7 separate regions of the Mus musculus genome follow, and all the other regions are linked to region 7. Evidence: chromatin loops called from intact Hi-C (ENCODE). Cell type or tissue: heart. All regions are shown on one strand. Region 1 overlaps A730020M07Rik (RIKEN cDNA A730020M07 gene). Region 2 overlaps Alg14 (asparagine-linked glycosylation 14). Region 3 overlaps Abca4 (ATP-binding cassette, sub-family A (ABC1), member 4). Region 4 has its middle 24 kb from the start of Gm33987. Region 5 has its middle 19 kb from the start of Gm34050. Region 6 overlaps Abca4 (ATP-binding cassette, sub-family A (ABC1), member 4). Region 7 has its middle 5.0 kb from the start of Gm40135.

What was found. A loop is a pair of places that touch in the nucleus more often than their neighbours do. Peaks named below come from ENCODE experiments on the same cell type or tissue, not always from the same donor. Only the 100,000 strongest peaks of a DNase experiment are listed, where the experiment ranks them.
Region 1: a loop joins it to region 7, with 4 times the contacts of the local background. A loop is called at or near these places in 7 of 42 quality-filtered maps.
Region 2: a loop joins it to region 7, with 3 times the contacts of the local background. A loop is called at or near these places in 8 of 42 quality-filtered maps.
Region 3: it touches region 7 in a loop (2.4-fold over the local background); 8 of 42 quality-filtered maps call a loop at or near these places.
Region 4: it touches region 7 in a loop (2.9-fold over the local background); 11 of 42 quality-filtered maps call a loop at or near these places.
Region 5: it touches region 7 in a loop (2.8-fold over the local background); 10 of 42 quality-filtered maps call a loop at or near these places.
Region 6: it touches region 7 in a loop (5-fold over the local background); 11 of 42 quality-filtered maps call a loop at or near these places.

Annotation. Positions count from the first base shown.
Region 1 is chr3:121,634,873-121,638,872 of GRCm38, reverse strand. It overlaps A730020M07Rik (RIKEN cDNA A730020M07 gene), which reads left to right. Exons shown (of 3, transcript NR_036458.1): 3 at 1,179-1,747. Among named protein-coding and RNA genes, the nearest start is that of A730020M07Rik, 9.6 kb to the left of the region's middle. In heart, a CTCF peak has its summit at 2,416; DNase peaks (open chromatin) are centred at 2,342 and 3,152; H3K27ac peaks cover 271 bases.
Region 2 is chr3:121,304,706-121,308,705 of GRCm38, reverse strand. All of the region lies in intron 2 of Alg14 (asparagine-linked glycosylation 14), which reads right to left. Among named protein-coding and RNA genes, the nearest start is that of Alg14, 15 kb to the right of the region's middle. In heart, a CTCF peak has its summit at 1,830 (motif pointing left); a DNase peak (open chromatin) is centred at 945.
Region 3 is chr3:122,128,930-122,132,929 of GRCm38, reverse strand. Abca4 (ATP-binding cassette, sub-family A (ABC1), member 4) reads right to left here. Exons shown (of 50, transcript NM_007378.1): 24 at 3,530-3,614; 25 at 201-406. It also overlaps a transcript of Gm40138 not described here. Among named protein-coding and RNA genes, the nearest start is that of Gm40138, 4.5 kb to the right of the region's middle. In heart, no CTCF peak of the experiment used is centred here; DNase peaks (open chromatin) are centred at 1,139 and 1,989; H3K4me3 peaks cover 791 bases; H3K27ac peaks cover 3,456 bases.
Region 4 is chr3:121,872,718-121,876,717 of GRCm38, reverse strand. No RefSeq gene overlaps it. Among named protein-coding and RNA genes, the nearest start is that of Gm33987, 24 kb to the right of the region's middle. In heart, no CTCF peak of the experiment used is centred here; no DNase peak of the experiment used is centred here.
Region 5 is chr3:121,882,680-121,886,679 of GRCm38, reverse strand. No RefSeq gene overlaps it. Among named protein-coding and RNA genes, the nearest start is that of Gm34050, 19 kb to the left of the region's middle. In heart, no CTCF peak of the experiment used is centred here; DNase peaks (open chromatin) are centred at 669 and 1,599; H3K27ac peaks cover 1,317 bases.
Region 6 is chr3:122,119,941-122,123,940 of GRCm38, reverse strand. It overlaps Abca4 (ATP-binding cassette, sub-family A (ABC1), member 4), which reads right to left. Exons shown (of 50, transcript NM_007378.1): 18 at 3,822-3,911; 19 at 2,136-2,310; 20 at 251-382. The region is part of intron 2 of Gm40138 (a long non-coding RNA gene); the gene reads left to right. Among named protein-coding and RNA genes, the nearest start is that of Gm40138, 4.5 kb to the left of the region's middle. In heart, a CTCF peak has its summit at 1,707 (motif pointing right); DNase peaks (open chromatin) are centred at 1,630 and 3,540; H3K4me3 peaks cover 738 bases; H3K27ac peaks cover 3,913 bases.
Region 7 is chr3:121,538,228-121,542,227 of GRCm38, reverse strand. No RefSeq gene overlaps it. Among named protein-coding and RNA genes, the nearest start is that of Gm40135, 5.0 kb to the left of the region's middle. In heart, a CTCF peak has its summit at 2,037 (motif pointing left); no DNase peak of the experiment used is centred here; H3K4me3 peaks cover 793 bases; H3K27ac peaks cover 1,859 bases.

The DNA.
Region 1 (4,000 bases), 97 kb before region 7:
ACTGCAGGGGCTGCAACTTGTCATAAGTGGCCTGATCCTGCACCTTACCTAGGTTTTTCTGTCCCTTTGCTATGGGCCAAGAGGCCCTGGCCATGAAAACAGGATTGAAGCATGACTTTTGGCTAACCCCCCTGTTTTTATTAACAAGTGCCTATTATTAACAAGAAGGTGAAGTTATCACAGGGAACTTTTCAAGATGGTGCCCAAAATCTTCATTTGACACAGGCATATAACAGAGGAAAGGAAGCACACCATTTAGCCTCCTTTGGTTTCTGAGCTTTTCAGTAAACTCAACATGCCCGGCACTAATCTTTCTTGTCTGGCTATGAGCTAGAATAACAGGTAAACACATTCCTAGCCAATGTGAAAATACATTAAGCTTCCATGCTCCGTGAACCATGAACACACCTGCAGATGACAGGTATGCCCCTGTTCCTGGCAAGCCCATGCTGGGCTCCAAGCTGGGCCCCAAGCTCCTTTGTTTTTTAAAGAAGAAAAGGATTATGTGGGAGAGGGAGGGCAGGTTCTCTTGGCAGGTTGAACCTTCTGTGGGCACCTTTGTGAAGACTGGAGAAATTTATACAGTCTTCCAAGCGGTCACAGTGACCCCCAGGCACATGGCTTGGCCAGTAGAGTATAGAAAGATGCTATCTCTATGTGTGGGTGAGAGTGAGGCATCCCTGGCCCTGGGGCCACACACCTTTGCCTGCCCCAGAGATAGATCAAGTTGTCTTGACTTTAGGAGTGGCTGCTGTCGTTTTGCTGGCCGTAGACTTTAAGAACAACAATCTTGTTGATGACTAGGCAGTGAAAGTGACTGGACTTAGCAGACTGGCCATTACTGGGCACTCCTTACCTGCTGGTTCAGAGGCATCTGTCATCATTACCCACTCAGCAAAAAGGAAGTGAATCTGGACCAACACAAACCGCAAACTTCTCTGAAATCTTCCCATTAGAGCAACCCTTGGATATGCAGATCATTCTTGATAAAAATGGAGGTAGAAACGTCCTGGAGAGGCCACTCCACGACTATAGGCAAAACTGCTTTGAGCTTATCCTAAAATATTCTTGATAGCAGAAAAGAGACTATTGGTTTGAAATTCCCTTTAGTAAACATGTTAAATGGCTTCTGAATGCTTCCTGAATCCTTACCTATTTCTGTCTTAATTATACTATAGATGAAAGGGAAATTTTCTGACAAGTCAAGCATCAAGGACCTCCCCCACCCTTCTGCTGGGTTTTCGGGGACACCACCCTGAAAAGGAGATTCACGGGCAGGAAGATATTTGAGCCAAACAGAGCATCACCTAAGAACAAGTAAAAGAAGCAAGACTCAGAGAGGTGGGAACCACAGCACCATTGTCATGGGAACCACAATGTGACAACTCCAGAACAAAGTATTCTTTCCTCCAGCATCAAAGCATAAGTCTTAGGTAAGTATTTATTGGTGCAGAGTGCCTGACCTTTAATCTAACTACCAAGACCAGGTCAAGAGTAATTGTGACTAGCCACAAATTAGATGACCCCACCTACCAATAAAAACAGTTATTGGAGCCAGCAGTATGGCTCAATGGCTACAAACACTTGCCACCAAGCCTGGACCTGAGTTCAATCCCTGGAATCCACATGGTGAGAAGAAAGAACCAACTCCCTTAAATTGTCCTCTGACTTTTAGACAGACTCTATGGTATGCACATACCTGCTCCCCAACACTAATTAAATAAATGCAAAAGAAATTAGAAACTTATTGGCTGGACCAAATCAGCAGATAACCATAAAGTTCTAACGCTGCTCTTAAAACTTTAATGAAATCCGAAAGGCTTAGCGAAAGTAGACGGGCTAGGAGGAAGTACCCAGAGAGCAGTTGTGCTTGCTTCCCCTGTAGGCACAAGAACAAATACAGCTTAAGGTCTTGGGGCAAGCAGGTACTGATACCCATCAGCACTGGCTCAAACCCCAGCCCTGAATGTGACCTGTGTCTGAACCCTTCTGGAGAATGAAGACTGTTCAGCAAACATATTCTTCCAGCGTGTCTAATGCGCTCGCCTCCCTGAGCTTCCTGAGCCAGCTGAGCCTGGGTCATCAGGACTATGCTTTCAAGAGCAGAAAGTATTTCTCAAGAAAGTCAGTTTTGTCCTAACTAGAACAGTGTGTTTGGAGGATGCAGGGGAAATCTTTGAGAATCGGGACTGTCTAGTAGCTGAGAACGGTTCATGTGTATCTTTCCCTCCTCAAAACAGAGCATGTCTTTGACACCTAAAGAATGAAGGGACAGAGAGTTCTGGGTCTTTGGCAGCAAGCCCGTCCATTCATACCCTTACTTCAGCTCTACACTGTTGTGGCCAGCTGGATGTGCCAAGACTCTCCAAACCCAAGATCGCTCACTCGCTTCTTCATCTGTAACATGTCTGCCCCCTCTTGGTGAGAACACACTCTTCCTCACTCCCATAAATCACCCTCAGAATCCAGTCCCCTTCCCAAGGCCAACTTCAAAACCCTCACTACACCAGCAATCTTCTTGAGACCTTTAATCTCCTCATGGAACAAATGTCGTGTTAATCCAATGATAAGTTTCACAACCTTTTTAAAGACATCATATCTAGAAGCTATCACGTATCGGGTACAGGAGGTAGAGACATGTGAAATAAAATTAACCAAGCCAGCTTGGTTACTATGGTCAATAGCTTAGATAGCATGTATTTCTCCATAACAGTTCCTCAGTCTTTAGCATTCATTTGCTTGTTTTAGCTTATGCCTCAGACAATTCCATTACCATCACCGGACTTTGGGCTACATGATCACCAAAGATCCATTCTCATTCAGTAGTCTTAGATGTTATAATTGCCTTGTTAGCGTTCAGTGATCACTTTTGTTCTTGATAATTGTCATCCAGAGATCCCGGGATGTCTCTCTAAGCTTCAGAGAATCGTGGGCAGAGGTTCGGAATTGGTGCACAATAGCATCCCTGCATCTGCTGACTACGGTGGTCAGTGTGATACCCAAGTCCTCTTACTCTTCTCTCCCCATCTGAGAAGCAGGGAGGCTGTTCCAGTGTTCACAAAGGCGCCTTCCAGAGCTCACGTCGTAGCTGACCCACAGTGACTCACTCACACACTCTCACAGGAACACACTGTGTTCTACAAGGACACGGCTGCCAAACCACCTGGCAGAGGAAAACAAACACTCAGCCACTCCCAGCCTCACCCCAGGGGGACATGCTGAGAGCCCCCGAAGGCTTGAGAGTCAGTTGCTGGCCATGATTTTCAGCATAAACACAAGAACCAGTTGAACAAATAACTGTAGAAGTGGGTAGCAGCCAGCCCTGCTTGATTGAAAATCACTCGCCTCCCTCCCTCTCTGGGAGGCTTTGTTCCCTAACTCCCCATTTCCTAGTCATGGCCACTATTGGGCAGATTGAATGAAGCACTATGCTGAGTCTTCTTCAGACTTGGCATACGTGTTAGGCAGGTACTCATTGCTGGAAGAAATCAATGGAAGACAATTCAGTCAAATGACTTAGGTTGCTTCAAGCAGCTATTAGATGAGCTATTTAGATCACCATCTTCACAGTCGAATATACACATCATGATTTCTGTCTCGGTTCATGCTTTATCCTAGTTTTAAATGTCAACTTGACACTGCCTAGGGTCTCAGTTGAGGGACTTTCCAGATCAGATTGGCCTGTGAGCTTGTCTGTGAGGAATGTCATTGATTGGTAACTTATTTAACAGGGCTCAGTCTCCTGTGGTCAACACCAAACCCAAGAAGGTAGCCCTGGACTAAGCTTGCTAACCACAAGCCTGCAAGCAAGCCAATCATAGCATTTCTCCGTGGTTTCTGATTTAGGTTTCTGCTTGAGTTCCTGTCTTGACTTCCCTCAATGGTGGACTATGACCTGGAAGTATATAAGCCAAATAAACTCTTCCTTTCTACAAAATTGCTTTTGGTCAGTATTTTATTACAGCAACCAAAATGAAACCAGGACAATGCTGCCATAGCA
Region 2 (4,000 bases), 230 kb after region 7:
CACAGATTACAGGCACGTGCGGCACTGTCCAGTTTGCTATGTGGATGCCGAGGACCCAAACTCAGGTCCTCCCGCTACAGCGCAGCCAGTTACTGACAGAGCCATCCCTCAAGCCCATTGCCAGTCGACTCCAGCTTCCCACTCTGATGCCTTCCTTTCCAGATGCACCGAGCAGGGGAGGCACCTGCTTGCTTTATATTGTGCACAAAACTCAGCAAAAATTCGGAAAACAAAACTGCTCAATTAGCAGCTACTTTATAGTTTTCGAGAAATAGTATAGGGATAGAGAGATGGTTCAGAGTGCTGTGCACCTGTGTAACAAACTGGTTGTGATTTCTGTACCCCAATGGCATTGGGGGGTGGGGTAGATAGAGACAGGATTGCTGGCTACTAGTCTGGTACACTCACACACTTGCACACAACACCCCTCCACCCCCCGTATGCATATCCACCAAACACACGCAAGAAACATTTTATTGTGGGAAGGCACAGATTCGCGCTACTTCCTTGCTTAGACAAAGAAGCACGTCTGAAGTAAACTGAAATAAATATAACAGAACTGCAGCAAGGGGTTTGAGTGGAAAAAGTCCTTTTTCTGTCATGCTGGGGACCAAATGCGAGCAGTTGTGCATCCTACAGACGCATCCTAACCCTGAACTACGTATGTTCCCAGCCCTGTGGAGAACATCTGGAATACAAACTTCCTGCAGGTGGAAGGTTGACTCTTGAGTTATGTAATGTGTTCTAACTCAAGAAAAGGCAATCTAAAAAAGAAGAAATGACAATAATATCTAACAGAGATGTATGATTTTGACCTCCAAAAAAAGGGAGTAGAAGACTCTCCTGTCTAACCCTGACCAGATCAGTCTGTAGCACTGATAGTTTCTGGCCATTTCTGGTCAACAGCTCAATGGCCTGTAGTATGCTGCCACCTGGTGGCAGGATGGAGGAATGGCAGCAAACACAGCCATCTTGTCTGCAGAGGGAGAGTACAATAGAAATTCTTCATCAACCCACTGGAGGGACCTCCCAAGAACATTCTTCAAGTCTTTAAGGGAGGAAAGTGTGTTGAATGGAAGAGAACAAGGGATTGAAGTGGTCAAGGGCGGCCAGGGGAGTAAGAAGGAGAGAGCAAGCAAATGTGTAGGGCTTAGGAAAGCTTTGCCTGAGTGCAAGAAGCACCCGCAGAACACCAACTCTTCCAGCCACGGTGGAGGCGGCTGGACAAGTCTGGGTGATACAAGACACTTAGAGGCACGTAGACAGACTTCCCAGAGCGTGATGGCAAAGCAACAGTACTCTTCACACACACACACACACACACATGTTCGTTTCCCTCCCGTCCCCCGACTTTTAAGACTTACGTATTTTGTTTTCTGTGTATCAACGTTTTACCTGTATCTGTGAATGTGAGCCATGTTCATGACTGGTGTCAATCTCATGGGGATCATAAGAGGGGACGAGGTCCCATCCTCTGGAACTGGGAGTTATAGATGGTTGTTAAGACACCATGTGGTTACTGGAAACTAGCTGGGTCTTCTGCAGGAGCAGCGAGTACTCTTAGCCACGGAGCCGTCAGCTGACCAGGCCAACGATAGTATTCTTATAATTGCCTACATTAAGCTCCTAAGTCACCCCTTTTCTCCTCGAATTCCTATCAGATCTTCCTGGAAAGTCTGCTAACTCTACTTTTGTCAAAGTGATAAAGGTACCGGAGAGAAGCCTCGGTGGGTAAGAGTGCTCGTCGTTGCTCTTGCAGAGAACTTGGGTTCAATGGCCAGCCCCTACATGATAGTTCGCAGACATTGGTAACTTCAGTTCCAGTGGATCCAGTGACCTCTTCTGACCACCAGGGGCACCAGGCATGCACATGGTACATACACAGATATGCAGGTTGTAATTTTCAGATACATTAAATCTGCTAGGCAGATGGTGGTGCACGGCTTTGATTCCAGCACTCGGGAGACAGAGGCAGGTGGTTCTGTGAGTTTGAGCCCAGCATGGCCTACAGAGTGAGTTCCAGGACAGCCAAGGCTACAAAGAACAACAACAACAACAACAATAACAACAACAACAACAACAACAAATCTAAAAAACAGTCCAACTGTTTGCCCTCCTTATACCCTGACTAGTGCAAGCCAGCTGGGAGGCTGCAGGAGTCCCCAGATTCTTGGCGTTGTTTGCGCTTTGCAGTACAAGGAGAAGCTGTAACTCGGGCGTCAGACCCTACCACACAACTAAGCACGTTCATCCAGTGACCCCCAAGACCCTCAGTGAGACAGGAACTGCATTCGATGTCATATGTTGCTCTGCCTGCCTTCCATCAGCCTCTGTCCTTCCACTCTGAATTCTGCCACTGGACCATAACATAGCATTGCTCCCCTCCGTGGCTTTGTGATGTATGTGCCTTGTGCTGAAACAGCCTTCTTCTCAGTGTCCTCTTCCCCAGGCCCAGTGAGCAGCTGCATTCATTCCACTGCTCCTGCCCATGTAACCTTCACAGCGCTGTTCATCTTCTGATGAACTTACAGTTACATTGTGTCTTGTATGACTATCTTCTCGCTGCAGCTGAGTGGGGTTCATGATAGAAGGAGTGGTCTTGGGTTGATTCTGTTAACAGACCATTCCTGTCAAGTGGGGCAAATACTTATAGCTGAATAAAGTGTTCTAAAAGACAAGAGTTTTGCCACTCACACTCAGGAGGCAGAGGCAGGTGGATCTCTGTAAGTTCAGGTCAGCCTGGTCTACATAGGGAATTCTAGGACAGCCATAGTTACATAAGAGACCCTGTTAAAAACAAAAAAGCCGGGCGTGGTGGCACACGCCTTTAATTCCAGCACTCAGGAGGCAGAGGAAGGCAGATTTCTGAGTTCAAGGCCAGCCTGGTCTACAAAGTGAGTTCCAGGACAGCCAGGGCTATACAGAGAAACCCTGTCTTGAAAAACCAAAACCAAAACCAAAACCAAAAAAAAAAACCCCATAAACAACAAAACAACAAAAAACAAACAAACAAAAACAAAAAATCAAAATGATTTTGATTGTTTTAATGTTAAATGTGGGTGTGTGTAAAAATACCAGTTTTAAACATCAAGAATATGCCTGTACCTTTATTTGTATCATATTTAATATGTCATGGTAAGATCTCAATGCTGTGCCCATGCTATTTCCTTGTATTAAAAGTCCCTTCCTAGAAATTAAAAAAAAAAATCATCACATCCTACTAATTGCTTATACTGAGCAAAATTAGAAAATCTGGAAGAAATGGACAATTTTCTAGACAGATACCAGGTGCCAAAGTTAAAACAGGTTCCGATAAACCATCTAAACAGTCCCATAACCTCCTAAAGAAATAGAAGCAATCATTAAGTTTCCCAACCAAAAAAATCCCAGGACCAGAGGGGTTTAGTGCAGAATTCTATCAGAATTCAAAGAAGACCTAATACCAATACTCTTCAAATTATTCCACAAAATAGAAACAGAAGGAACACTACCCAATTTGTACTATAAGCCACAATTATGCTTATACCTAAATCACACAAAGACCAAACAAAGAAAGAGAACTTCAGACCAATTTCCCTTATGAACATTCATGCAAAAATACTCAATAAGATTCTTGCCAACCGAATCTAAGAACACATCAAAACGATCATTCACCATGATCAAGTAGGCTTCATCCCAGAGATGCAGGGATGGTTCAATATATGGAAATCCATCAACGTAATCTACAATATAAACAAACTCAAAGAAAACACTACATGATCATTTCATTAGATGCTGGAAAAGCATCTGACAAAATTCAGCATCCCTTCATGTTAAAAGTCTTGGAAAGATCAGGAATTCAAGGCCCATACCTAAACCTAGTAAAAGTAATATACAGCAAACCTGTAGCCAACATCAAACTCAATGGAGAGAAACCTGAAGCAATCTCACTACAATCAGGACTAGACAAGGCTGCCCACTCTCTCCCTATCTACTCAATATAGTACTTGAAGTTCTAGCT
Region 3 (4,000 bases), 590 kb before region 7:
ATAAATGCACATGAGGACCACGGCTGCAGAAAATATGTATGCATGTAGAGCGAGGTAGGAAGAAGCCAACTGGAGCCAGAGAGAGTTATGGATGGAGAATTATGGCTTTGACTTCTGTAGGGTTTTGCTTTAGTGGTAGGCTTTCGTGTGAGCTGCCTCTTCTGGCGCTAAACGGAGACCAACAGCAATCTCTGCCTTACCTCTTCCAGGGGAGTGTCAGAAATTCCAAAGCTGCTGAGCCCCAGGTCAGCCAGAGTCTCCTCCAGCTCTCGGAAAAGGCTGGCATATGCTCTCTGCTTGAAATTCTTGTTTGGAAGGAGGAAGATAAGTTCTTGACCAATGCATTCCACCAGCTTTGCCTCTGGGACATGGTGGTATACCAAATCCATCAGCTCCTGCACATCTCCTAGGACAGGACGAAAAGACCGATGTCAAGTCCATTCGGCCTGTTCTATTCAGCCTGGAAGAGTGTGAGATTTCCCAGGGCTCATATTCTCTTCTACACCCTGTTAGAGAAAGGGGCAGATAGCTACCACCGTCCCTGCCTCTCCCCCGTGCCTCCCCTTCTCTAAGTCTCCTCCTCTGTTTCTCTGTGTCTATGTATATCTCTCTGTCTCTCTATGTCTCAGCCTCTCTCTCTCTCTCTGTCTCGCTCATGTGTGTGTGTGGTGTGTGAGTATTTGTGTGTGTGTGTGTGTGTGTGGTGTTTGAGTGTGTGTATTTATATGTATGGTATGTGAGTGTATGTTTGTGTGAGTATGTGTGGTGTTTGAGTATGTGTATGTATGGTATGTGACTGTGTGTGTGTGTCGGGGGTGTGTGTGAGTATGTGTCTGTGTGTCTGTGTGTGTCTGTGTGTGGTGTGTTTCTGTTTACCTGCTTGTTGAGACAGAGTTTTATCCTACATCCTGTCGTAGCCCATAACTTGGTTTGGTACAGGCTGGCCCTCCTGAGTGCTGGGATTAGAGGTGTGAACCACCCACTTGGCTCTCAGTGTCATTTCTTTTAGACTTGATACTCGGCAAGTCTATTTTTAGCTTTGTTGACTCTATGACAAACATACTCCAGGTGCTGCAACCTGAGGGAGGGAGGGCCAGCCACTTGTTCAGTCAGATGTGCTATTGCCTGAAGGAACACTACCCTGGGTGAGTCCTCCCCCCAGTTCCTCATCCGTGGAAGGGGAAAACAAGTGTGCCCACTCCAAGACTGTTTGTGTGGATGGGGGTGGGGTGTGTGTGTGTGTGCAGTTAATCTAGCAGTGGTGGCACTTAGCTGTCACTGCATTCCTGACCATCAGCCCAGGAGGAGAGCTTGTCACTGCTGTTGCTTCTCACTCACTGAAAGCTTAGGACTTAAGTCGAAGTCATTTTTCTCTTCCTTGTGTGGCCTAAGACCCAGGCCTAGAAGGAGGCAAGTCTCCTTCCTAAACCATGCCCAAGCCTGTGTTAACTACCTGGAGAGCCACACCATTTTCCCTTGGGCTATACCTGTCCTCCCAAACAGAACAAGACTCAATAACCAGCCACTGCGGAAGGAGGCTGAGAAGCCCCGGAGACGCTGAGGATGGCACACGGAGTGGGGTGGGTAGCAGGAGTATTTATCTGAAGCTGGCCTTGAACTCACAATCCTCTTGCGTAGCTTCCTGAGTGCTGGGATTACAGATACATGTTAGGCTAATCCCAGTGAGTGTTGCTACTCAGGTCAGTTTTCTGTAAGAGTCAGCATCACCCAGGGGAGTGTCCTCTGTCTTTTGATTGGTTGGAATATTTCACAGCTCGCCACTGAGAGCCTGTTGAGCTATGGAAGGCTTGTGTTTCACACCTGCAAACTGTGTGATTGTCTTTAGTCCTAGATGATCTCATACTGGGGCCGGGGAGTTCTTTACTGGAGGAAATAGCTCTGCCCCAGTAGTTTGTAGGGGTCACACACATTGTTCTCTTAGGAAGGAAGTGGGACCCAGTCACTGGATTCCCAGGAACCATGCCTTAGTTATGTGTCAGCCTCTCAGAAGTGTCCATCTGGCAGGGAGGTCTGCGAGTGAGTCACTCAGGACTGTGTGAGCAGTATGTGGGGGTGTGTGAGTGAAAGGCCAGCCGAGGAGGTATCTGGCAATGAAGGAACCCTCCCTAGTTGGGGGCATAGCTATCTACAGTACTTCTCACCATGGCAGCATGCCCTTTCTATTAAAAAAAAATCATGCCAGCCAAAGACACATTCCAACTTGATTTTGATAGTTATTTTTTGTAGTAATTAAACATTTAGAACATCAATATCTTGACCAAGATTCCAAGGAGAAATTTTCAGCAACACAGGAGATAACTCACAGCAAGATAAGCAAGACACGAGACTCAGAGACACAACACTGAAGAAATGCTTTTCATTCAGTGCTGACTACATAGAGAATGGAGAGTAAAAACTGGTGCTAGAACCAACGGCCTTTCCCTTGGTTCTTTGTTGTTATTTGAGACAGGGTTTCCGCTATATCACCCGGGATGGCCTAGAACTCACAGAGATCTGCCTACCTCTGCCTCTGCTGGGATTACTGCTGTGTTCTAGGCACTTCCTCCCAGTTCCCCTCACCCAGTTCCCAGTTCTCCCCCTAGGGCTTATGCATAGCACATCAATACTTAGGGTTTAGGGGGAAATGTGTTAAATAGGAAACTTTTTTGATAAGCACACGCTTTCCTCTGTTCATAAAGCTGAGTCGGTAGCTAAGTTTAATTTTTCTTTTGCATAGGGTTTTAGGCCCTGTGGCATTCATTCCCCTTGCAGAGGTGTCTGAGGCATGGAGGTAGGCAGAGGTTGAGAGTAGAAAGGGTCATTAGCTCTTGGGACGCTGAGGTCAGATCTGACAGGTGAGCTTAGATACTGCCTCTCTCTGGTGACAGCGAGAGGCCTCTGAGAGAGTGTGTACCCTTAAATTCCAGGGTTTGCCTGCATGTGTGAAAGTGAGTCGTCTGTGTGCAGTGCCTGCAGAAGCTAGAATAGGGCATTGGAAAATCTGAAACTTCAGATACAGGTAGCTGTGAACTGTGGGTGCCAGGAACTGAACCCAGGGCTCCCATAAGCACAATAAGTGCTCCTGACTGTTGAGCCATCACTCCATCCCTGCATGTCTCTTACATGGAGAATCTGAGCTTGCGGGAGTGAAGGATGCAGGAAAACAGTCATACACACAAAATAAAAAATAATAAACAAAACACTAAAAAAGAGAGAGCGAGCCAGAGGGTGCCTTGGCACTTTGAGGAGGGGGTGTGTCCACACTGTTACAGGGCAGGAGTGTAAAATCCAAGCTTAACACGAGCAAGGGCATGGAGTAAACAAGTTGGATTCCTCATTAAAGAGAGGGCGTTTAGGTACTTTAAAATCACGTTAGGAATGAGAAACAGGCTCAGAGAAAAAGATGAGCATCTGCAGGATGCTGGGCTTCAAAGCACAGCACGTGTTCTCTCTGCATCCCGACAGGGAGCACCCAACACGGGAGATGCTCACTGAACCAGCACCGAGGTTCAACCTGCCCAGCTCTTACCATCCAGGACTTGTTCTTCTGTTATCTCATCGACTCGGGTTGGACACCTGGTAGAGAAACCCTTTGATGTACAGCTGCAGACCCCCTGCAACAGACGACAGAAAGGACTGACAAGATGCAGATCATGTCAACGATAGCATCGTCGTGGTGCCAGCTGCTGTCACCACCGCTCGGTCTGTCTCTCATCACCAGCTGCGGACGGCATTATTTTTTTTCTTCGCTGTTTAATCTGTTAATTCATCTGAGCATTTTGAGGGCGGAGCTGCTTGGCCTTTTTATCCCAGAGGGAATGTGAGTCAGGCAGAGAGAGAGAGGCAGAACCTCAAAGCATCCCTCTGCCTTGTCATTAATCATGTGGCAGCTAGAGAGACATTCTGTTCCCCTCCCAAGCCCTCTGGACGCCAGGCTGTGAAAATCCACCAGGACAGGAAAACTCATGCTATCCATTTATATTAGAGGCATAAACAGCAT
Region 4 (4,000 bases), 330 kb before region 7:
CAGTGCTCTTAACCTTTGAGCCATCGCTCCAGTCCAGCATTATATATCTCCATTATTTCCCAACTTGGAAAAAAAAAGGGCAGACAACATGTCTTATTTACTCCATGCTGAGCATGGCCATCGGGCTTCCTGTACCTTTTTTCATTGGATCCTTGTGTCAGAACACAGTCCAAGAACGGAGTCATGAGAGAAGTCTGAGTGTTTGTGATAAAACTTCAAAAACTACAGAATTGTTCTTGGGCTCTGCTTTCATGGCCCTCCCAAGTGTAGCAGGTGGGACTGAGCTTACCTCTGACTACTCACTACAGTTAGCTATTGTTGTTTGTTTATATGTAAGGAAGGCCACAGTGTTTTGTTGTTGTTTTGTTTTGTTTGTTTTGTTTTACCGTGTACAGCTTGTCCTTGTGACTGCATACTTTACTCATGTGGCTCTTCCTCAGAGTATAAATTGTCTGATGCTCTAAATAAAGCTGGCTATTGCATGAGACTTTAATCTGCCTTATTTTTAGGCTCCACTTTTTCAAGTCCAACTACCAATTGTGTGGTAAACAATGCAGTATTATTATTATTATCCTATTTTACAGATGATGATGTGACCAGCCTTTTCCGAAATGAAGATGTTCTAGAGACTTGGATCCTGCTATCTGCTTGTCAGACCATTTAAACACTGGCTCCTGAGAAGTAGAAATTCCCTAGGACCTTCATGCTGAGAGAAGAAAAAGATCCCTGCCAGAGTGGGGCAACTTGTTTCCTAGGAAAGAGATTTACAACTTGTTAGACTACCTTATGGGGTGAGACTGAAGCCCAGACATTGGTGGGTCAGTGGTGCACGGGATCACACATTTACTTGGACTGCTTAGATGTGCATAGTTCAGCCCTCTATTAAATTCCAACCTCACTTCAGGACTTTAGGGGAAGGTGGTCATTGCATCTCTTTGTCCTTCTCCCCAATGTGACCACATTGAATAGTTCTTTTTCTTCTTTTATCTATTAACTCGGTTGTTTTAATTGGTTGTTCAAGGACAGGTGATCAAACTTGGCTTCTTGGGGTTCATTCACACTGTGACCTAAAGTTTGGTAACAATGGGAGCAAGACTTGACCCAGATCTCCAGATAATCATGTAATGGAACAGGTAGACTCAAGTCTCCTTTACCCAGGCAGGTCCTTAAATCCAGGACTCAATTTAGAATTTCAGCTTTAATGAACTCAAGAAATGGAGTCAGTCCTGGTGGCCATCAGACCTATTGGCATCCACTCCTCTGTGATTCACACATTCAGGTTCTTTTCCCTGGCGTTGGCATACATTCTGATTGTATTTCATAGGCACTCCTTTCTCCACCTAACTCTCGCCCTGCCAGTGTGATCTCTGTGTGCTTCAACAACCTGGCATTCATGTCCTTTGGCTCCAACTAGGGTTCAACCAGGGGAAAGTTTGGCAGAGATTAGAGAGGGAAGGAAAGTTCAAAGTATTTGTTGCCCCAAGTTACTCCCTGTGTAACTGACTGCCTATGACAGGTTTTCTTTAGAATGACGTCTATTGCTCTCCTGACCAAACCCGATCAGAGTCCCTGCAGCCTCTTCTCTAATTGTTGTTTTAGGGCTAGAAGTTGTAATCTGAGATACACATATCCCCAGATAATTGAATTATACCTTTCATTTTCCTTAAATCACACATGTTCAACCAACCCCTTTATACATAGACCCTCTTTAGTATATTCTACTTGGAGGTAAACTATCTTTTTTTTCGTTATCATTTATCATTATTATTTACTGGCTTACAAGTATTGCTTCCATATTGGAGTTGTATCCTTTTGTTAATCAGTTGTGGGGACATTTCCCCAGCTTAGTGAGCTTTATGTAATAGAGATTTGGCAGTGTGCCCTCTATGTGCTGACTCAAGACCACACTCTGGAAAATGTGGCCTTGATCTTTGACACACATATGGCAATTGCCTCTTCCATCCTGCTTGGGGTGGAGTGAGGTGTCTGGCTGTGATCCATTTGTGGTTCAAATACCAGCTCCTCCCCAGAGGTCATAGTTCTCTTTCAGGATATGGAAAGATTTTGTCTTGTGTTCCTGAGTGGTCTTTCAGGAGCTGTTTTTCAATATTAATTGTGTCTTCCTTGGCCTCTCATTCTTCTGTGGACCTCAGATAGTGTCATTGCTGCTATGTGCTAGAATTCTAGGCATCGTCCCTTCCTCTTAGAGGCACCTCTACTGGGAAGTGGAAATGACAATGTGGTGAAAACCACAGTTTATTTATCACACATAATGGTTTTGCTTCAAAATGCCGTGACTTTTCCAGAAGTGCACTGAGGACTTTATTTCATGGTAAAACCTCATAGAGATATTATTATTATTATTATTATTATTATTATTATTATTATTATTATTTAGTTGTATCTGTACAATAGGTATGTGCTTGATGCCCACAGAGGCCAGATGAGGGCATCAGTTTTTCTGAACTGGAATTACAGATGGTTGTTGGCTTTCATATGAGTGCTGGGAATTGAACTCTGGTCCTCTGGAAGAACAGCCAATGTTCTTAACTGCTGAGCCATCTCTCCAGCCTTACCCTTATAATTAATATTGTCCCTGTCCTTAGATCTTAGGAGTTTCTTCTAACCTTCTTATAACTTCTGTACTATGGATTAATCTTCTTGCCTGTCCACAAGGATCCGTCTCTCCCTAAATTGTTTTTTTTTAATCTTAAATACTAGAATATTGAACATTAAAGAGGGAGCCTACTTGTAGGAATAGTGTTCCTATTGCCTTATGTCTCTGAACTGCCTGATGGAGCGATCAGCACTGCAGGTTCAATGGAGGTAGTCAGGGTGGGCAGATGCCCAGCTTCCTTGGAGCTCTCTGACCTACTGCAGGTCAGTCTTCGTGCTCCATTGATCAAGAATATTCTTTTTTTTTCCCTTAACCTCCTGCTTTCAAACCTTGTCACCTCAGGCCTCAGAATGAGAAGTGTGTTCTAAATAGACACTTGTTTAACCATACTCTGCATAGTGGGTTTCACCCAATCAGGCTTAGAACTACAACATCTCCTTACTCTAATGGAGAATTGGGGAGGAAGCACTGGTTTTGTGCCTTTGGGAAAGGAAGGATGAAGGGGATCCAAAAGGACTGATACATTTTTACTTCCTACCCTGAACTTTCAGATTTTGAGTTGCAGATGTACAGCAGGCATAAGACAGGATGGGAGATGTTTGGACCTTGGAAGTGCACCATTAAAGGAATGTTAGAAAGAATGGCATACAACGTGAATTTCTCTTCCCCCTCCCCCTCCCCTGTTTTACTTCTCCTCCTCTCCCTCCTCCTCTCACTCTTCCTCTCCCTCCTCCTTCCATTCTTCCTTCCTCTTCTCCCCACAACTTCCAATGGAATCTTGCTATAAAGTCCAAACTGGCCTCATACTCATGAAGGTTATTGCCTCTTTTGAAATGAAGACATGTTTTTCTTCGGCCTGGAAATCTGTCATTTACAAACATAAGCATGGCATCTAGCTATTAAAGAGGGAAGGGGTCAAAAAAATATGAGTCTGTGACATACTGTTGAAGGGAGACAGCTGTGGTTATGGCATGCACATGTTTCTCTCGTATGTGTGTATGTATGTGCGCATGCATGCATGTCTGTCCGTCTGTCTGTCTGTGCTCTGTATATATTCAAAGATGCTGGTTCCATTTAGCTGGGTTAAAAGACTTACTGAGACATGACTAGTTGGAGAGGGGGAAAGACTGTGTTGCTGAAAGGGTGTGTGTCATGGAATAAAACTTCAAACAACCTGGGGAAACATTTGTGGGTAGTCTGTGGACATTCTGGGAATGGAAAGCGACTGTCAATGACCAAGACAAACTGGTACAGAAACAGGGAAACTCCCCAAGGGGATTATGCAAAAGTTTTAAAAATACCTTAGCCTAAGAGAGGCCCTTTATCACAGGGACTGCACAGAGGAAGTGCATTTTAAAAAATCATCTGCATTTAGCTATAATT
Region 5 (4,000 bases), 340 kb before region 7:
CTCCGCTTGCTTTCTTTTCTCTTCCCCTTCCCCCTAGATTTCCTAGCAAATTTGGAAGAGATGAAACCGGGCTCTTTCAAACTTCAAAGTCACCCTTAAATTTATTCTTTCCGTAAATGCAGATGTGAAGGCTGGCAGGTGTTGATCGGTTGGGAGAGTGCTCGCCTACTGGGCATGAAGCTCTGCATCTGGGCCCCAGCTTGGTGGAAACTGGTCACCATGCCTTATGATCGGGGACTCTCAAGAGGTGGAAGGAAGCAGGGGAGTGAGACGTCCAAGGTCATCCTTGGCTACAGAGTGAGCCAAGATACATAGAGAGATAGCTATTAATAGATGGATAGATAAATGCGTACCAACAAATGTGACCAAGTGCGGGTTGAAAAGAAATTCCGAGGAATTCTTACTATTTGAATGGATTTGTAGTGGAACACTTGAAAGACTATGAATTCCTTTCTCCTCTGTTGTTCTCCCCAACCCCCGGCCGTGTGTGTGTGTGTGTGTGTGTGTGTGTGTGTGTGTGTGTGTGTGTGTAGTGTAGTAGTGTCTAAGAGGAGGTTTCCCCATACTGCCCAGGCTAGGCCTGAACTCTAAGTTTCTTTTCCCAAATGCCTGTCATGAGCCACCATACCTGGCTTCATGATCCCCACAGCTCTGCACACTTGGTGCGTTGAGTGGCTCTCAGCCTGAGTGTTCTCTGGGAGGAGGTTTGGGTGAGTGTTCGCTGCAGGCCAGCAGGCTGCTGAGGCTCCACCTCACAGCATTAGCCTCAGGGTGGGAAACAATGGGCGTAAAGGTTTGCTGATTGATCTAAGTCACTTATTTGTAATTTAGTATGTAAAGATCCTGCTGTGAGCTTTCCTTTGAATGTAGCCAGCCCAGGACTTAAAGGAAGCTTCTCTGCTTCATTCACTTCCGTTTGACCTCTCCACTGCTCAGGTGCAATGGAAAAGAAGCCACAGCCAGGAAAGACAGATTTCTTCATGACCACCCCTTAACACAAGGTTTCTTTAAAGCACATGCCAAGAATCCCATTTTTTCCCCCTACAAGGTGGGCTGTTAATACTCCACTGGTGTACTGTCATCATATCTTTGTTCAATCGTTAAAAAAAAAATACATATGTTTATCCTGGGGTGCAGGGCACGTTTGTGTCACAGGACACTGTTGGTTGTCAGAGGGTAACTGTGTGAGTTGATTCTCTCCTTCTCTTTTGTGTCTAGATCAAATGCAGGGTTGTCGGGCTTACAGGGCTGCTGGCTCAACCTGCGGAACCATCTTACCGGCCCTTTCTGTCCATCTTTACTGAGTTAATAAAAGCAGAAAACTGTTCTCTCTAATGCCTATGATTAGTTGTAGAAAAGGAAAAAAGTGATTTGATCTAGGTTTCAACGGAAATGTTTACAGTTGACCTTATGAACTGCTCATGCTAAATGGAGTAGCTGTAGTGTTTTTAGTATCCTTAAAAGGAAAACAACAACAAAACAACAATAACAAAAACCTGCGATGGAATGGCTCGCTTATGTGTTCAAAAGGAATCCTTTGGCGCCATCTTGTGGATATTTTGGTGTAACGCACGAGACCAAACTCGGTGGTTTCGTTAAAGTCTTAAAAGAAATCTTCCAGCGCCCTCTTCTGGCACATTGCAGAACAGCGAGAAAAAACGCAGCGCCCACAAAAATCTTAAACCAGGGCAGCCCAACACCTGCCCTGTGTCCTTGATTGATTGATTCATTCATTCATTCATTCATTTTGGATTTTCGAGACAAGGTTTCTCTGTGTAGCCCTGGCTGTCCTGGAACTCACTCTGTAGACCAGGCTGGCCTCGAACTCAGAAACCCTCCTGCCTCTGCCTCCCAAGTGCTGGGATTAAAGGCGTGTGCCACCTTGGCAGGATTTCTCAACCCTGACACTATTGACATGCGAGGCCTGATGGTTCTTGTTTCTGGGGACTCTCATGTGCACTAACCAGTAATTAACAGTATGCCTCCGTAACACTCAAAAAATGCCCCCTCCCCTCCCCAGTCCACAGAGACTGAACCCCCAACCAAAGAGCAAGTGGGTCCTCTAATAATTGGGGCAGGGGTCTGTCTCTGACTTGGACTCTGTCACCTGCCTTTGGATCTCTTTCCCCTAACTCGGCTGCCATCTCTGACCTCAGTGGAAGATGTGTTTAGTCCTAAAGTGACTTAATGTGCCAGGGTGGGTTGGTACAGGGAGTGGGGCTCCCTTTTTCTAGAAGGGGAATGGGAGAAGTGGGAGGGAGGGTGGGACTAGGAGGAGAGGAAGGAAGGGGGCTGGAATCGGAATGTAACATGAATAAACAAACAAACAAACAAATGCCCCCTCCCCCATTGCTAGATGGATGCAAGGCAGAGGACAATGGGGAAGCCTGAGAAAGGGTACACACCGTGAAACAGTTGGATAAAGAGCAAGTTAAAGTAATGTTAGAATTTATATAGCTTTCACTTTCCTTATTGTTCTAAAATGGGGTGTGTGTGTGTGTGTGTGTCCAAACATGAAAAGCTGTCTTTACAAAGTTACAGGATCACTGCCTAGAAAGTGCCACAAACCCACCTGCTGACACACCTCTCCAGCTAGGAGCATGCCGCTCACAACCACTCTGATTCCTGTACAAAAATCTATCCTGAGTGTCCCTGGCTTTTATGGTTGCACCAAGAAATATGAGTGTCCCCAGGAAATTAAGACACTTCTTCTTATGCCTTTCAGCCCCATCTAAAAATGTCTCCTGCTCTTCTCTAAGTTTCTTCTCAGTGTTTGGTGTTACCTCAGTATTTCTACCTTTTCTTTTGAGATCCATCATCTTCTAAAAGCCTTCAACAGTACCCTCACCAGGGCTGATGTGGAATCCTGTTATAACAATACAACCTGTGTGGTTCATATTTTATCTCCCTTGGCTGTCCCTTCTACTCAATTCCCCCTTTGTCATTACCAATAATAGTTCATTTATTGCATGTTTCCCAGTCATCTAATATATATCCCAGGCACAGTTTTAAATGCCAGGGATAGAAAGTTGACCCCTCCCCCAGACCCTCCTTATGTAGTCCAGTAGTAAGACCAGAGAAATTATAATGTGTTCTGTACAGCAAGTGATAGAATGAGAGGGTTAGTGAGTGTATAAGGGAGTCTGAAAGAGGAACTAGGTGGGAGGAGAGTTTGAAGTAAAGGTTACAATTAATCTGGGTTAATTAATTGAAAGATGAATAAGAGTTTGCCAGGCAATGAAATGGCGACAAAAACCCTGTGCAGTTGAGAGTCCTTTCTCTCCCCAGCCCTTACAATCCTTGCATAGCCTCCACCTCAGCATCATCACACACAGCCTCTACCTCAGCACCATCACACACAGCCTCCACCTCAGCATCATCACACACAGCCTTCACCTCAGCACCATCACACACAGCCTCTACCTCAGCACCATCACACACAGCCTCCACCTCAGCACCATCACATACAGCCTCCACCTCAGCACCATCACACACAGCCTCCACCTCAGCATCATCACACACAGCCTTCACCTCAGCACCATCACACACAGCCTCCACCTCAGCACCATCACACACAGCCTCCACCTCATCACCATCACACACAGCCACCTCAGCATCATCACACACAGCCACCTCAGCATTGTCACACACAGCCTTCACCTCAGCATTGTCACACACAGCCTTCACCTCAGCATCATCACACACAGCCTCCACCTCAGCATCATCACACACAGCCTCCACCTCAGCACCATCACACACAGCCTCCACCTCAGCATCATCACACACAGCCTCCACCTCAGCACCATCACACACAGCCTCCACCTCAGCACCATCACACACAGCCTCCACCTCAGCACCATCAAACACAGCCTCCACCTCAGCACCATCACACACAGCCTTCACCTCAGCACCATCACACACAGCCACCTCAGCATCATCACACACAGCCACATCAGCATTGTCACACACAGCCTTCACCTCAGCATTGTCACACACAGCC
Region 6 (4,000 bases), 580 kb before region 7:
ATGCCCCACAGGCTTGCCTGTAGCCTGATCTTACGGAGGCATTTTCTCAGGTGAGGCTCCCTCTTCTCCAGTGGCTCTAGCTTGTGTCAAGTTGACATGAAACCAGCCAGTATACAACAGGGGTTTCTGACAGATATTTTGTTTTCCTGTGGTGCTGGGGGCAGAACCCAGGGTGATGGATGGGCCAGGCAAGTGCTCTTCCAATGAGCCCCACCCCTGCCCAGGAGTATCTCAACTCCAGCTCACTTACTGATGAAACAGGATGTTGTGTTGTGGACACATGCCCAGGCTCTGCCGTACTACATCCAGGTTGGTTTCAATGTCTTTTCCCCCAATGAGCACAGTTCCTGACGTCGGTGGCAACAGTCCTGTCAGGATGGACCTGCCGAACACAGGGTTAAGTGGCAGAAGAGATGGTTGTTAGAACTCACCAGGGGATGAGGGTAACCCCATACAGGGTCAGAAGGATGCTTGTAGTGACACCTGCCCTATCTCTCTATCAAACTCAAACCTGATGTAGCTGAGGGGCCCAGAACATTTCCACACAGGGTTTACTTAGCACCAGTGCCTTGCTTCAAGTCCTAGTGCCTAGACCACAAGGGCCTTCTTTCTCTACTTTTTATTTCCAAGTGTTCCTGGGCCAGTATCAAGAGCCTCGGGGATTCCCAGACTCAGACACCCCACCCCATCATCACCCAGCCATCATTGCAGCGGTCAGTTGTAGTGCCCACTGGATGGCCACTGTGGTGGTCAGTTGTGGTGCCCATTATGACTGTCTGTCAGAGTGATATTCACGGATGTGGTCAGCTACAGTGTTCACTGTTGTTTTACTCTGTGGTCAGCGGTAGTGTCCACCGTGAAGGTCTGTCATAGTGGTTGCTCCGTGGCTATTGATGTGGCCAGCCATTGTGGCCACTGTCGTAGTCACAGTTGTGGTCAGTTAAAGGGATTTAGGACCCAGCCCCACTGCTTTGCCTGGGCGTGCAGCCCTTGACAGTGGAGAAGCAGGGTTGGTGACTCTCCAAAGCTCAGTTGATGCCAGTGAGAAGCTGGGCAGCCTGTCTGCTGACTGGCTAACACAAACAAATTCGTTTGGGAATTCCAAATGTAAAAATGTGAACAATGTTGTGATTTCTCTTTTCTTTCTTCAATTATACAAAACATGTCTCCCACCTGCTTGGGTAGTTGTCTAAGTTAAGTGAATCGAACATGCTTGAAAAACAAAACAAAACAAAAACAGGCCCCAGCACAAAGTGAAACTTAAAATGTTATGCTATTCCCAGCATTAGGACAGCGCTTGTGTTCCGACCCCAGTGGAAGTTTAGTTTCTGCACTGAGTGAAGTAATGTGTTTGTCTTCTAGAGGTCCTGGGGTCTCGAATGGAGTTTCCTGTCCTCCCACCACGTGAGTTAGCAAGGAGATAGCCTTAGGATGCCACGCCCAGTTCTGTCCCAAGTTCTGATAAAATCGCATGCTATCTGAACCTGTACTTCGAAGCTGAAATGTTGATCAACCACTAGAGGGAAACAGTACCAAGCCCAATGGCACCAGCCCCGCATTCCATTCCCATTGAAAGGCCCGGGAGCACATTCCGGAGCAGGGTGTACACTGCTGTTCCTTCCCGGGGCTCTGCAAGCCAAGGATTTGATGGCTGCTGTCACATGGCTTGTTGACCCCTACCCCTCCTCCACCGGCCCATCGGCCCATCGGAGGTCTGCACCGGAGCCCTGACTGCCTGTTCTCAGCAGGTGGCGCTCGCACCCCTTCCAGAACTAAAGGATGGATGGAGGAGTCCACCCAGAGCCTCAAAGCTTCCTGCCCTTGGCCTTCTGCCAGGCAGCGAGTCTACTTCACTGTTCTCCCTACACTTTCTCAGAAAGGTAGCCATCCCATCAGAGGTCCCACACCAGCACTAAAGCATCCTAATTATTAATTGGTAGGAAACGGAGTGCTACATAAAAATAGCCCGGGGACATGGGCAGCCACGGCTTTTTATCCTCACCGTGGGAGGTGTGTGTGAGTGTATATGTTTCCACCGAAATTCAGTAAGGAAGAACAGAGTGGAGTTATTGGGGAGAGAGAATGAAGCCGGGGAATGATAGGATGGGAGACAGCCTCTCTGGCAGAGAACTCACAAGGTGGTGGTCTTTCCCGCTCCGTTGTGACCCAGGAACGCCGTGATTTGGTTCTCATAGAAAGTGATGTTCAGACGGTCCACAGCTGGCCGGCCACTGGGCTCAAAAACCTTCACCAGGTTCTTCACACACACACCAGGCACCAGCCCTGGAAGCTCGCGTTCAAAAAAGGAGTCTTGGAGGGAAAAACACATTGTAGAAACACCACATGTTAATGACGCCGTGCTTCATGAACACACTGCTTCCTTCAGACCTGTGCTCTGGCTGTAACTTCACCTGCCCATGTGGCTGCAGCTTTGTGAAGAAGATCAAAACAGGAGTAGTCATAGTTGCACTGGCCATAGATTTCACACTTACTGTGAGTTAGGCACTGTTTCCAATGTTTCCCAACAAATCCCTCACTTCACACATATAGTCCTATAGGTAGATATAACTAGGCTCTTTTCAATAGGTTAGAAAGCCCAAGACTGAGAGACATCAAGTGTTCTATCAAGGCTACATGGTGTACAAGTGGCAAGTATGGGCCCAGGGTCCATACCCATCTGAAATAGCTCCTGTCTATTATTGAGTTAACCCCGAGTTCCGTCTTTGCTTCAAGGCTCAGTCTATCGGATCTTCATAGGTTTCTGGCACCAGCCCTGACTCCTCAAGCCAGGACAACCTACTCTTCCTCATCGTAACTCCTTCCTCCCCATGCTCCGTGCCCTTTCCAGTATCAACCAACCTACTCTCCCCCTCCCCGTGACCCCCCACCCCCCACCACAGCATCTTTTCCGAAGTTCACTTATAGAGTCAAGATTACTGTCAGAGTATTAAGTCTAATTAACTAATGGTCCCTTGCTCTGTCCCCAACTCCCGTTGCATTGTCTGCCTGTGTCTCCTGGCCACAACTAAAGCTGAAATGGAACCTTATCATACCACTCTGGGAGGAGGATCTTCTAGAGTTACTTTAGCCTGCAAACCAGCTCTGTGAGGATTCAGGTCTCCAACATCAGCTTTGCAAAGTGGTACCTGAGGGGCGCCTAGAAGCTGGACCCTCTCGTGCCAACATCAGGCTAAATCGGAGTCTGTGTGCCTCTCTAAACCCAAGCCATGCATACAGTCAGGGATGAGAAACATTAGGAGAATTAGTTCAAGAGTGAGGACAAAGCAGCAAAGGCCAGGGAAAGGAGTCTTATGTACCCTGCCCATCAGCCCGGGCGTGATTAGGTAACTTCCACCACCAGGAAAGGCTTTTGATGCTTGCAGTGAATGGGCTCTGGGTTTGTAAACCTTGAGTGAAGTGCAGTCAGCTCTGCTAGGCTCTTTCCCCTTACGGAACTTATTTTTGTCTTTCCTTGTAGCTCATATCCGCTTCAAGTCCCAGTGACCCAAGTCATTGTTCTGACTAAATCCTCGGAAGTCAGCACATTTGTGCGATTCCCTTGGGATTTGCCTAACAAGGGCACAAACACACTACAGACCTGGGATCTGCTTTCTCCAGGAAATATGCACTAATGTCTGGGTTGGACCATTCATTCCCCTCGTGTGCAGCTGGACATGAGATTTAACACCAGTCAAGAAAGGGAGTCAGCTTCCTGGCCTCCTTCATGTTGCTCGTCTTGTGGTTTGGCTCTGGCACTACTGAAGCTTTCCGTTCCGTTCTGCTGTCTTTTGGGATGGGGGTGGGGGGTCTTGGGGGGTTACCATTCATTCCTTCTGGGTGCTCTGGATCCTCCATCTCCTCTGTTAAGGGTTCAGTCTTTTCCAGAGCCCTTTCTTCTCTGGTCGAACAACCTGAACCAACCAGACGCCAACGTTACTCTTCAGGAGAGACAGGAGAGAAGAGGAGGGGCAGTGGGGACAGATGCATTTCCCATCACAAG
Region 7 (4,000 bases):
CTAACTGAGCAAGCTTCCCAGCCTTCTCCCCAACCCAGAGGTTTTATGCATAGAAAATGACTTCAGTGTTTTCATATATAAAATAAAAAGGGAAAGAAAAGAAACTGTATCCAAAATCATGACATGATTGTGGGATTTATTTATTTATAGGTTATCATACATGAGTAGTATATTTAAACCATTTCCACTCCACCATCTCTCGTTCTAATCCCTCATGTGTTGTATACACCCAATGCCTTATCAAGTTCATGATGTCTTCTGTTCTCTTTCTCTCCCCCCTGGCTTTTTTTTTCCCTTCGGTTTTTCAAGACAAGGTTTCTCTGAGCAGTCTTGGCTGTCCTGGAACTCACTCTGTAGACCAGGATATCTTCAAATTCATAGAGATCCACTTCCCTCTGCCTCCTGAATGCTGGAATTAAAGGTGTGTGCCACTACTGCCCAGCGATGTCTTCTTTAATTATTATTGTGACATGTGTGTGTGTGTGTAATACAACCTGATGAGTCCATTTAGTACATCAGATAAGTACATCAGATTCCATTTTTCTAATTACTTATCTCCAGTGAAGCTGGCATCCCAAATTAATGTAGCTTTTAAAAATAATATTTGTATTAGTTTTTTGAGAATTTCATACAATGTATCTTGGCATTTCCCTCCTAGATCTACTCCTGCCTCCTCAACAACTCCATACTCTCTCTCTCTCTCTCTTAAAGGTTCATTTATTTAATGTATATGAGTACATTGTAGCCGTCTTCAGACACACCTGAAGGGGGCATCAGATCCCATTTCAGATGGTTGTGAGCCACCATGTAGTTGCTGGGAATTGAACTCGGGACCCCTGGAAGAGCAGTCAGTGCTCTTTTAAGATTTATTTATTTAAATTATGTATGTGTGTACACTGTAACTGTACAGATGGTTGTGAGCCTTCATGTGGTTTTTGGAAATTAAATTTTACTCCGGTCAGCCCTGCTCGCTCCAAGCCCAAAGATTTTATTATTATACACAAGTACACTGTAGCTGACTTCAGACGCACCAGAAGAGGGCATCATATCACATTACGGGTGGTTGTGAGCCACCACGTGGTTTCTGGGATTTGAACTCAGGACCTTCAGAAGAGCAATCAGTGCTCTTAACCGTTGAGCCACCTCTCCAGCCCCACAATCTGAACTCTTGCCTGTGTGATGTACAGTATCTTTTCTATTTAAAGATTTATTTATTTATTAGATGGAAGTACACTGTAGCTGTCTTCAGACACCCTAGAAGAGGGCGTCAGATCTCATTACAGAGTGAGCCACCATGTGGTTGCTGGGATTTGAAGTCAGGACCTTCAGAAGAGCAATCAGTGCTCTTAACTGCTGAGTCATCTCTCCAGCCCGATGTACAGTATCATGAGGCCTCTGAATTTGCTCCCCAGGACTGTATCTTGTCCTCACTATCGCTCTAATACATTTGCTAACATAATATTCCCTTTCAAGTTTGATTATTTATACAACAAGTTGAGCCCAGCAGCAGAACAAATGATTAGGGTGCATAAAGCCGTGGGTTCAGACCCCAGCACTAAAATGAGAAAGAAGACAATGAGGTTTTGCCTAAACACACACGTAAGAGACAGTTTAAGATGCTGTTTTCCAAGGCTTCCACCCTACAAAATGCTCCATGAGATTCAGTTTGGAGCTGATTAACTGTATCTTAAAGCAGGCTCATCTTTCAGGGCTCAGCGGGGCCTCTCTCCCCATGACTTCTGTGATTACCTCTGTTTTCTCTCTCTCTCTCTCTCTCTCTCTCTCTCTCTCTCTCTCTCTCTCTCTCTCTGTCCTTTGCGCTTCCTCCTGGGTTTCTCTTTAGATCCCGTTGTCCCAGAGGAAAAACAAAAACAAGACAATCAAACAGAACACAAGATGCCTTGTATATCTAGTGTAGAAGAGAAATCGTGGCTCAGCTCTCATTAATCAACCGATTGGGTAGAGTTCACCAGCCGCTCACTTTGTCTTGTAAATAATTACTTAGAGTCTGAGGCCCATGAGCTCTGCTTGAAGTCTTCTGGCTCCATCTTCTGGATTAAATTGTAAGTATTTGGAGAAAGAACTGGGTGAAAGTCCACAGAGCAGGGTGGGACTTGAGGGAGTGAAATCAGGTGTCTGGGCTCAGGATTCCAGGAGCTCCTGACCCGTTCTCAATCACATCACCCCCATCCCCCACTCCCCCTACCCCCACCCCTGCCCAGCCGGCCTCAGGGAGACTGGCTGGGCCAGCTGCTGCCAATCTAGTGTTTTATCTGTGGGGTCATGACCTGCACTCTAGTGCTTCCTACTCTTCCCTGTCTAGACTTGCAGTCCACGGTCTGACATCAGTTCAGAGGCGCCCACCAAAGCCTCTGACAAGGGCCATTACAATAGCCAAGATGAGCTGAAAGCAAACAGATGAAAGCAGTAAAAATTAGAACTCACTCACCCGGAAAAGGCTGAAGGTGGATGAGCTCTTATTCTAACATCTTTGTACACAATACTAAGGCAGAAAAACTCTTCTGATTCTGTGCCGTTTATATTTAGCGGATACTTCAATATCTTGATCTTTTTTAAATGTATAGCAACAGGCTTTTATGAAGAAAGTCCATTTGCACTGTAGACTCCGTTCTAAGTTAACTTGCCCTTAGGCAAGGGCATGGCCCCTGCCCTTGAGGTCTGAGAAAAATCACAAAATGTCCCTGGAAGTAACAAAATAGACATAGTAGCTGCTGCTAGCTGATAACAACAGAGTGGGCTAAGAAAACCTAAGTCTTTCCTAGGTCAAGGTGCTCCGGTTTTGATGTACGCTCCCTCCTTATGGTTTAACCAGGTGCTGTAAACCAATTAGTTTAAAGACCTTCCACGGACCGGGCTCAATCGGCCCCCCTCAATTCGTGGGGAGTCAGGGGTTCCGGCAGGTGGACATAGAGTCGGCGAGAATGGGGTGACAAACAGACATGACACGAGAGAGTGTGTTGGATCTGAATGTAATGTCAAATTGAGCATCAAACTTTTTATACAGTAGAAAATAGGGAAGTTCGGTGACACATCGGCAAGGTACAATGAGATTACTGGATGCTTAATGACTATCACACAAAACAGGAATGCAAACACAAAGACTGGCAGGAACTGGGCAATAAAACAACTGAGACAAGGTCAGCTCTATCTAAGGTCAGCTATATTCTAGGAAGCCAGGTGTGAGGTCTTTACACTCCCAGGGCAAGGGCTTTCATGCCCAAGTCATGGCTCTAATTAGGGAGTTCCGTTCTAGCTAACCTTCTCATGAATAATGCAATACTTTAAAACCACAGCTTGATCTAATTCCTAAACCATTGTAAATTCCTGTATATGGGAGTGACTTGGCTTTTATTCTAAGTGATTGTGTGTGGGGACTTTCTACTAATAAGTAATGTAGTCTGCCATACATAACTATAATAAGAATTCTAAACTTGGGGCTGGTGAGGTGGCTCAGCGGTTAAGAGCACTGACTACTCTTCCAAAGGTCCCGAGTTCAAATCCCAGCAACCACAGTAACCATCCATAACGAGATCTGACGCCCTCTTCTGGTGTGTCTGAAGACAACTACAGTGTCCTTACATATAATAAAGAAATAAATCTTTAAAAAAAAATTCTAAATTTACGTTGCTAAGCTTGCCCTGAGATTTCTAACTCTATGTAGTATATAGTAAGGCCTGATTTCTTTCACTATCTCTCTTACAATACTAGAGGCAATTCTGAATGTCACTGAATAGGCAACTTTCTTACCAAGACCAGAGTCAGCTCAAGGACTACCTAGGGTATTGGTGAAGGCCAAGAAGCAAAGTTCCATTTTGCTTAGGTATTTGGCAAGTCATTGCTTGGAGGCACCTATAACGAAACAATACTGAAAGGAAGCACACAGATCCATTCACCAGGACAAAATTGGAGCATATGTGCTATGGGATGCCACAGTTCCAGGAGACTAAGTTTCCAAGAAACTCTTCTCCTTGGGACTGCT